Linked DNA regions of Mus musculus: region 2 is linked to region 1. Evidence: chromatin loops called from intact Hi-C (ENCODE). Cell type or tissue: gastrocnemius. All regions are shown on one strand. Each heading gives the region's core, and the rest is flanking DNA. Links, peaks and the distances in the headings are about the cores only.

Region 1 (4,081 bases), core at 1,083-3,582:
TTCTAGGTAAACGCATAGAGAACCTCAGCCATCTTCAAGACGTGGGGTCACTGTTCCCCATATGGGAGCCCGTCTCATAAGAATCCCCTTTCTTGGACCTGCACTCCCCCGAGACGATGCCCCTTTCCTCAGCCATCACCCCTGCCCCTGACAGCAGTGGCTGTTGCTCTCTGAACAGCAGGGATTGAGAGTGTTTGACAGGGAATGTGACAGCAGGTCCCCGAGGTGATGGTGGCTTATTCTCAAGAGACCTTGTGAAAAGAAACAGCTTCAAGGCTGAGTGCCTTAAACAGGACCAATAGAGGACCCTGTAAAATAGTCAGCCCAGGGCTGGAGAAATGGCTGCTCTTCCAGAGGACCCAGCTTCAGCTCCCAGCACCTATCTCCATGGCGGCTCACAACCATCTGTAACTCCAGTTCCAGGGATTCAACTCGGTGTTTTGGCCTCTGTACCAGGCACATGAGATACACAGACATAGATGCAGGTAAAGCGCCCATACTCCTAAATAGAAACATTCCCAAGTCAGAGGCCCTGTCTCTGTGGCTTGGACTTCGCTCTTTCCTGGATGTTCAATTCTTTGTCCATCCCAGAGAATGAGCTCAGCGAGCCCCTAGATGGCCACTAGGGGCCAGGACACCAGCATCCTCCTCCCTCCCTCTGGCTCAGAGCTCAGGTCTGGGCCCTCAGCTGTCCTTCCACAGGAGTAATGTCAAAGTGGTACTTTTAGAGCAAAGATTTCCTGGGGCAGATGCACCCTGAAGGAAAAGAGACCTTGAAGTTAGGTGGCCTGCTGGGGTTCGTTTACTAATCCTGAGTCCCAGCCTTCCTACCATGGGTACTAAGATCTGGTCATATGTCTCAGTGGTATAGGCTTTTGAGGGCAGGTTTAGTCCTCTGTCTGTCTGTCTGTCTGTCTGTCTGTCTGTCTCTGTGTGTCTCTGTCTCTCTCTGCCTCTCTCTGCCTCTGTCTCTCTCTGCCTCTGTGTGTCTCTCTCTGTCTCTGCCTCTGTCTGTCTCTCTCTGTCTTGGTCTCTTTCTCGTTGTCGTCGTTGTTGATCTAGTGATGTGCTCAAAGCTAGGTTGCTTTGTAAAGTTTGATTCCACTCACTGTCCCCAATGTCAGAGCCCAGGTGCTCCAGCTGGTGATGGTTTGTGGCTGGCAGCATCCTGAGGTGGCTCAGCCATCTCATGGAGACAAGGGATGGCCCCATAGCCAGTCCTTTTTAAAAAGCCACCAGGACTGTCAGGTGCACCACCCTGATGACTTTGCCTATTCAGATCCCCCTTCCAGAGCCCTGACTGGGTGACAGTCGGACTAAAGTCCTGTCCCCTTGAAGCCTCCCAGTGGGCACTGAATTTCAACACATAGTTAGGCATGGTGGAATATACCTGTCATCCCTGTGTGTGTGTGTGTGTGTGCGCGTGTGCGTGTGCGTGCGTTCATGTGCACGCATGTGTGCATGTGTGAGTACACGGTGAAAGGAACTTTATTGTGAGTCTGAGGACAGCCTGGACTATGCAGGTCAGAAGTAAGATCCTCCAAACAGAAGCTGAGCATGTAGAGGGTTGGGGTCCGGTGGGGGTGGGATTGGGGTGGGGCTGGGGGGCACAAACCACATTCAAGGCACAGCTGGGGCTCATGGGAACACATGGCTGTGGCTGCCTTGAGAGAGAAGGGCACCTGAAGCAAGCAGACTACAACTATCATTAAATCAAACCACGGAGGAACACCAAATCCCAGACCCCGAGGTGTAAGAAGAACACTCATCAGCACAGAGGAGAAAACCAGACCTCTCACTTGCCCAGAGCACTAACAGTAAAAGCCAAGGCTTGGGGCACATGGGCTGTCACTCACTGTCACTGGGTCCGAGGTACTGTGGCAGGTCAGGAGGGAGGTGTTACTTCACAAGCTGAGTGCCTTTGTTCCTGGAGCAAACCTTATGTGACCCTGGCAAATATGGGCCAGCACCTCTGAGCTGCCCCACAGGGATGCTCCTGAGCTCAACGTGTTCGAGACAGTTCTGCGGGGCAAGGGGCTGCTGAGACTGCGCCCGTTAGCTCTCTAGACAGTGAGTAGGTGTTTGACCCAAGAAGCCCACGGTAACCTTGGTGTCTGTACCAGGTGCTAATAGGACAGTGCGGTCTCTGCAATCCGGTCTGATTCTGAGCGGGCTCAGGGAAGCTGGTATGTGGTGGGGAATTCCTTTATGATCCCATGCAGCCAAGCACAATATCTGAAGATCTTGAGAAGGAGTCACTGAGGCCTCTAAGGACATTAGAGTATAGGGTACCTAAGAATCCAAGGCTATTGCCCTGGAATGGGTGGACTGAACTGGGCCTGGGAGAGGGGCAGGTTTAGGTGCTGTGTCTAACCTCAAAAGTGTCAGGGTAACAACACAGCAACAGATCTGACAGCCTGATCTTACCTGGATCCCATGATCTTCTAAACCTAGGTTTTTTTGCCTTTCTTTCCTGGGAAATGTCCCTACCTCTGGGTGAGGCTGTTCCCGGTCTGGCCAGCAGAGGGCAGCAGAACCTCAAATTAGCACAAAACAGACCAAATAGTGTTGTGGACTGGGGAGTGTGGGCAGCTGGAATTATAGAAGACACAGCCCCACGTGAGACCAGCAACAACACGGTCACTGGGACTAACTGGGTGACCTGGCGGGGATGGGAAAGGAAAGGAGCTGCAGAGCCCCACAGTCCTTCACCTGGTCACCGTGTCTAGGTTTGTGAGGCACTGGGACACTTGAGGGGTCCGTGATGCTACAACCGTATTTTCCAGTAGAGGATAAGCTCACAGTGTGCCGAAGGACAACTGAATCTTAGAGACGGGGAGAGGTGGTAGGTTGTCATGCCGCCCTCCCCCCCCACCCCACCCCCGATCTGATGGGAGCCTACAGTGGAGAAGAGTAGCAAGTGTAACCTTGGGACTGGACAAGCTGAGCCACCATCACAGGGACACTGGATGAGGCCAAGGACCTCACCTGGACCTGGGCTGTGCACAGCCCAAATCTCAGCCCTCCAGTTTACAGCGGAGATTGGCAATGACGCAGGCTAGTGGCTCAGCTATGAGAAGGAGGAGGTCAGGTCTAGTCACACCCAAAGCCCACCATTTTCCCTAGCACCTTATTACGTCCCAAGCCAGACAACTTGGCTCTCTTGAAAAACTCTATCTAGCCCCACAGTTCTTCCTGCCATGGAGAAATGGCTTAGCATCCATGACTGACTTACAGGAATTCAGCCGAGCAGGTAAGGGGCTGTGCCTCCTGACTCCTGGACAGCCCCACCTCTACTCCCACCAGGGCACTGAAGGTCCCCGAGAGGCAGATGAGAATAGCTACAGTCTGCAAGGTTGTCCAATTTGCTGAAGAGCATATTCAATGTCTCCAGTGGGAAGTTCATGAGTTCACAGTCCTGTCTTTGCTCCTTGGAGGACCACTAGGTGTAACACAGGGTCACAATGCCCTCCTCACTCACCTCTCCCACAATGCCCCTCTTGCAAGTGAGCACAGGGTTCCCATTTTGGACTGGCCTAAGGGGCGGATCTAGTGTGCAAGGGGTGGGTCTAGTGAGCAAGGAGTAGTTTAGTGTGCAAGGGGTGGTTCTAGTTTACAAGGAGTTGTTTAGTGTGCAAGGAGCAGGTCTAGGGTGCAAGGGGCAGGTCTAGTGTCAAAGGGTGGTTCTAGTGTGTAAGGGGTGGCTCTAATATGCAAGGGGCAGGTCTAGTGTACAAGGGGCAGTATAGAGTACAAGGGGTGTGCCTAGTGTGCAAGGGGTGGGTCTAGTTTACAAAGAGTGGTTTAGTGTGCATGGGGCAGGTCTAGTGTGCAAGGGGTGATTCTAGTGTACAAGGGGCGGGTCTAGTGTGCAAGGAGTGGGTCTGGTGTGCAAGCCCAAACTGACTGAGGTTTCTTTAGGTCCTCGCTCTCCCCTCAGAATCCCCAAGCCTTCTCTGATGCTCTCCAGCTCTTGAGAACTGCCATGTGCTAGCTGCTACAAGGGGGCTGCTTGCCCTGGTCTCTCCTGGAGGACTGCCATCTTCTCACCACCTCTTGTCACACAGAGCACAACACTGAG
Region 2 (4,081 bases), core at 670-3,169, 420 kb after region 1:
ACTGCAGGTATGGCACCTAAGATCTCTCTGTCTCTGTCTCTGTGTGTGTGTGTTCATAGAATCCAGAAAAGGGCATCAGATCTCTTGGAGCTGGAGTTACAGGCAATTGTGACGCACCTGATCAGGGTGACAGGAACCAAAACGTCCTCTGCAAGAGCAAGAGCCGCTCCTAACCACCCCAGCACATACCCACGCACCTCCCTGTTGCTTTATGGGTCTTGCTGTGTAACTCAGGCTGGTCCTCCTATCTTGCTCCTCTAATGCAGGATTTGTAGCCATGACCACTATGCTCAGCTGGCCTAGCACATTTTAAATCACAGCGTGTTGTAAATGAATTATCCTTAATATAAGTATTAGCAGCTAATTTAGTCCCCAATAACAAACAGAGAAACCAAGATTTAAAGCTGCCCCTTAATAGCTGACCCCACCCTCCTCTGCTAATGTGGCTGCCTCTTAGCCCATCCCAGTGTGCTTTGATAATATTATTGATCTTGCACCTTGGGCTTAGCTGTGTTTCCATGATCTTTCTCCAGACCCCCTGCCTCATGGCTCCACCCCTCCATTCTCCTGGAGGATCTGAGCCTCCTCTCTCCTTCCTCTGCTTGGTCCACAGCCCGCCCTGTTCTCTGTTCTGCCCAGCCATTGGGTGATCAGCATTTATTGATAAGGTAGAGAACAAATGGTAAGAATTACACAAATTTGAGACCAGAGATTATTGGTATAAGGATTACAATGCCCTGTCCAGATTGAAACAGGATATAGGAGCAGAAAAAAATCAGTATTTGATTAACACAAGGGTAAACTTCACACAATGTACAAAAGTATAAGCTACAGCTTACAGTTGTGTGGGACACAGTTTGCTGATGCTTGCTGTGCACTGGTGGGCACTGAGAGCTAGTGGTGAGAGTGTGCCGTTTCGAGGAAGTCTTTCTGGGTGCTGAGGTTCTAAACAATTATCTGAACCTGACAGCCAGTGAGGCCCCGTGTAGGTCGGGAGCATCGGATCTTAACACGGCCTTCATGGGAAACAATGGCCATTCAAATTGGCAGTCTTGAAGACAGTGGACATGGTCTCCCTTATAAAGTATCAAAGTGGATAAATTGCAGACTGAGTTGTATGGATGTTGCAGAAGCATCTCCTTTGACTTAGGTTTAGTTACCACAGAACCCAGTGTTCTTCAGGCTTGCTCAGATTCTGCAGTTTGGCTGTTGGAGATCAGGTCGGGTGGCAGTTGGGCAAGTCCCAGCTGTGCTCTCGTTGTGCCCAGATTCCGATGTGGCTGTTTCTGGCCTGGACTTCTCACATTTGTAGGGCCTTGGCTGGCAGCTCTTTGCTTCCTGTAGAGTGTGATTGCTGCCTTGACATTTGAGACAGGTAACCAGTTGGGGGCATCTGTTGAGCAGCACCCTTGACTCTCCCACTAGAAGCCTGGTACCACACTGGTCCTTCCCCCTGTTTGTTATAACCACATTATCTCCAAACATTGTCAAATAGTCCTGAGAGTCAAACATAACAGATAAAACTTTCAAGTGTTGTCTATTTTTTAGCTTCATATTATTTGGTTTTCATTTTTCTTTATTCAAAAAATTTTGTAAATACAAGGTGTTTTGTTTATGAGAGTTTGGGGAAGCATCTGTAATTATTGATTAGGTCTTGTACAAGTAGATCCCTATAGCCTGTTGGAAGCCTGGGGCTCCAGCCCCAGTTGTCGACAGCTGGAGATCATTTCAGCTCTTTGGGGCTGACCACGTGTCTTTAGCAGATGAGTCACCTGTGCAAAGAGCCCCTAGAACTTGACCCCACTCTCACGGGCTGGCTGGGCTTGTTTGTGGAGTGCAGGGTTCCTGATGTACTGGAGTATGTTTGGGGCACAGTAGCCTTAGAACTGTGCCGTCTAGGTTTTAGGGCATGCGTGTACAGTGGAACCGCCATGGGCACTGGTTCACATGTCAGTTTCTTATCATCACATTATCTGCCTGTTACGTACTTTCCTTCATAGGCAGGATTGGTTTATGTTTGAATAGACTTGGGAAAATGCCTTGCCTGCCAAGTCTGTCTCTTGCCAGAGCAGCGAGGCTGTAGGTAGCATGGTTGCTGGTTCTGGCAGTTTGAGGAGAGGGGTGAAGGAGCAGTAGTTTGCCTTGCATGTCTTGGTTTGGAAAGATGCCTCTACTGCCACCTGCAGGATGGTGCAGGATGGTGCACGTTCACTTAGGAGACTCTAAGCTTGTCAGTCTAACACTGCCTTGTTTATGGTCTGCTGGTCTCCCTGTCCTGTCCACATGGGGGCACCACCAGATAGTGGAGTGTGTATTTATGGCCTTGTATTGCATGGTTGAGTCTTACTAGAGAGATTTGGGTTATTTCATCTTGCACAGGTTTCTAGTGATGGTCTTGTAGACTGTGCATGAAAGTGCAGCCAGGAACTGTAGCTTTCATTTTGGTTTCTTATGGCTACCAAAACAAATGACCAAGCCAGGCAGTGGTGGTGCACACCTTTAATCCCAGCACTTGGGAGGCAGAGGCAGGTGGATTTCTGAGTTCGAGGACAGCCAGGGCTACATAGAGAAACCCTGTTTTGAGGAAACCAAAAAAGACAAATGACCATAAAGTCTGTGGCTTATGGGGCTCACATTACAGGGTCACAGGGCCACAGTGCCCTGGAGGGTCTGGGAAGTGCGTTCATGCTCTCATCCTCACAACCATGGCCCCTGACAAGCTTGTGAGCTTGTTGATGCTTCTTTTCTGTTTGCCTCTTTCTAGTTCTTTTCTTTCGAGGCAGCGACTTGTGTAGCCTAGGCTAGCCTAGAACTGGAGATCATTCTCCCTCAGCCTTGCACTCCTTGTGCTAGGGTATCAGACTTGTCCCACTGCACTCAGCACGTGACCTTACATCAGCTGTAGGCTGGGTTTTGCCCCCCCCCAAGATCATCCTTATCTTAATTCATCCTTCCCAAATAGAGAGCACCGAGGCTCCAGGTAGACATGAGTGTGGGGTGTTGCTCATCTAATGCAGGCAGTTTGAGGTGTTCCCAGGGAAGGGTTACCAGGTACAGAAAGGGGCCTCAGCCTAAATAGTCTCAGGAAGTGTTTCTGGGTCCAACGCAGCTATACCCTAGACCCATAGCTATACCCAACATAGCTATACCCAAGAGCTTTACTTGTGCATGGCTCAGGACCAGGAGTTTTAAGGAAGTGGACACTTCACAGTAAAAACACCATTCTTCCACTAGAGTTCTGAGTTACTACCAGATCCTCCTAACTTCCCATATTTGACAGTTGGACTAGAGTGGCGCCTGCACACCCTCGGGACCCTGGGGTTGTGTGCAGCCACACACCGCAGTCTGCAGGCTGTGCATGTTTAGATCTCCTTCATGCCTTCTCGGTGTAGGCCATATTTATCTTCTTCTTGGCCTTACTGGTATCTGGGTATTTTCTCATGACTCTGCCCAGGTTAGAAGAGTCCTCTTTTTAGGAGCTCACTGTCCTTCATGCTGTTGCTCTGGAACTTTCCCCCCAAACTTTCCAGGTGCACCGGCTGGTTTTGTGTCAACTTGACACAAGCTGGAGTCATCAGAGAGGAAGGAGTCTCAGTTGAGGAAATGCCTCCATGAGATCCAGCTGTAAGGCATTTTCTCAATTAGTGATCAATGGGGCCAGCCCCTTGTGGGTGGTGCCATCCCTTGGCTGGTGGTCCTGGGTTCTATAAGAGAGCAAGGTGAGCAAGCCAGAGGAAGCAAGCCAGTAAGTAACATCCCTCCATGCCCCTCCATCAGCCACCAAGGTCTTGCCCTGTTCTGAGTTCCTGTCATGATTTCCTTCACTGATAAGCAGCAATGGGGACGTATCCTTTCCTCCCCAGCTTGCTTTTTGGTCATGGTGTTTTATTGCAGCATTAGAAACCCTTGCTCAGACACTAGGTGACCTGTTTTTTACATCTGATGCAGCGTCCTTGGTGACAACAGAGCATGCTCTGTGGATGGCTGATACCCCTTGGCCTCTTCCTCCAGAGAGCTCTCCTTCCCTCTAAAGGGTTTATTTTCCTTCCTGGTGCTTGCTGGTGTGTTAGTTACTTTCCTC

Evidence for each region. Hi-C counts contacts between places; a loop is a spot of excess contacts. Peaks named below come from ENCODE experiments on the same cell type or tissue, not always from the same donor. Only the 100,000 strongest peaks of a DNase experiment are listed, where the experiment ranks them.
Region 2: it touches region 1 in a loop (5-fold over the local background); 20 of 42 quality-filtered maps call a loop at or near these places.

What each region holds. Positions count from the first base shown.
Region 1 is chr8:124,348,383-124,352,463 of GRCm38, reverse strand. No RefSeq gene overlaps it. Among named protein-coding and RNA genes, the nearest start is that of Pgbd5, 84 kb to the left of the region's middle. In gastrocnemius, for the core only: a CTCF peak has its summit at 2,514 (motif pointing right); a DNase peak (open chromatin) is centred at 2,532.
Region 2 is chr8:123,923,056-123,927,136 of GRCm38, reverse strand. Nup133 (nucleoporin 133) reads left to right here. Exons shown (of 26, transcript NM_172288.2): 12 at 1-7. Among named protein-coding and RNA genes, the nearest start is that of Nup133, 24 kb to the left of the region's middle. In gastrocnemius, for the core only: no CTCF peak of the experiment used is centred there; a DNase peak (open chromatin) is centred at 2,218; H3K27ac peaks cover 1,526 bases.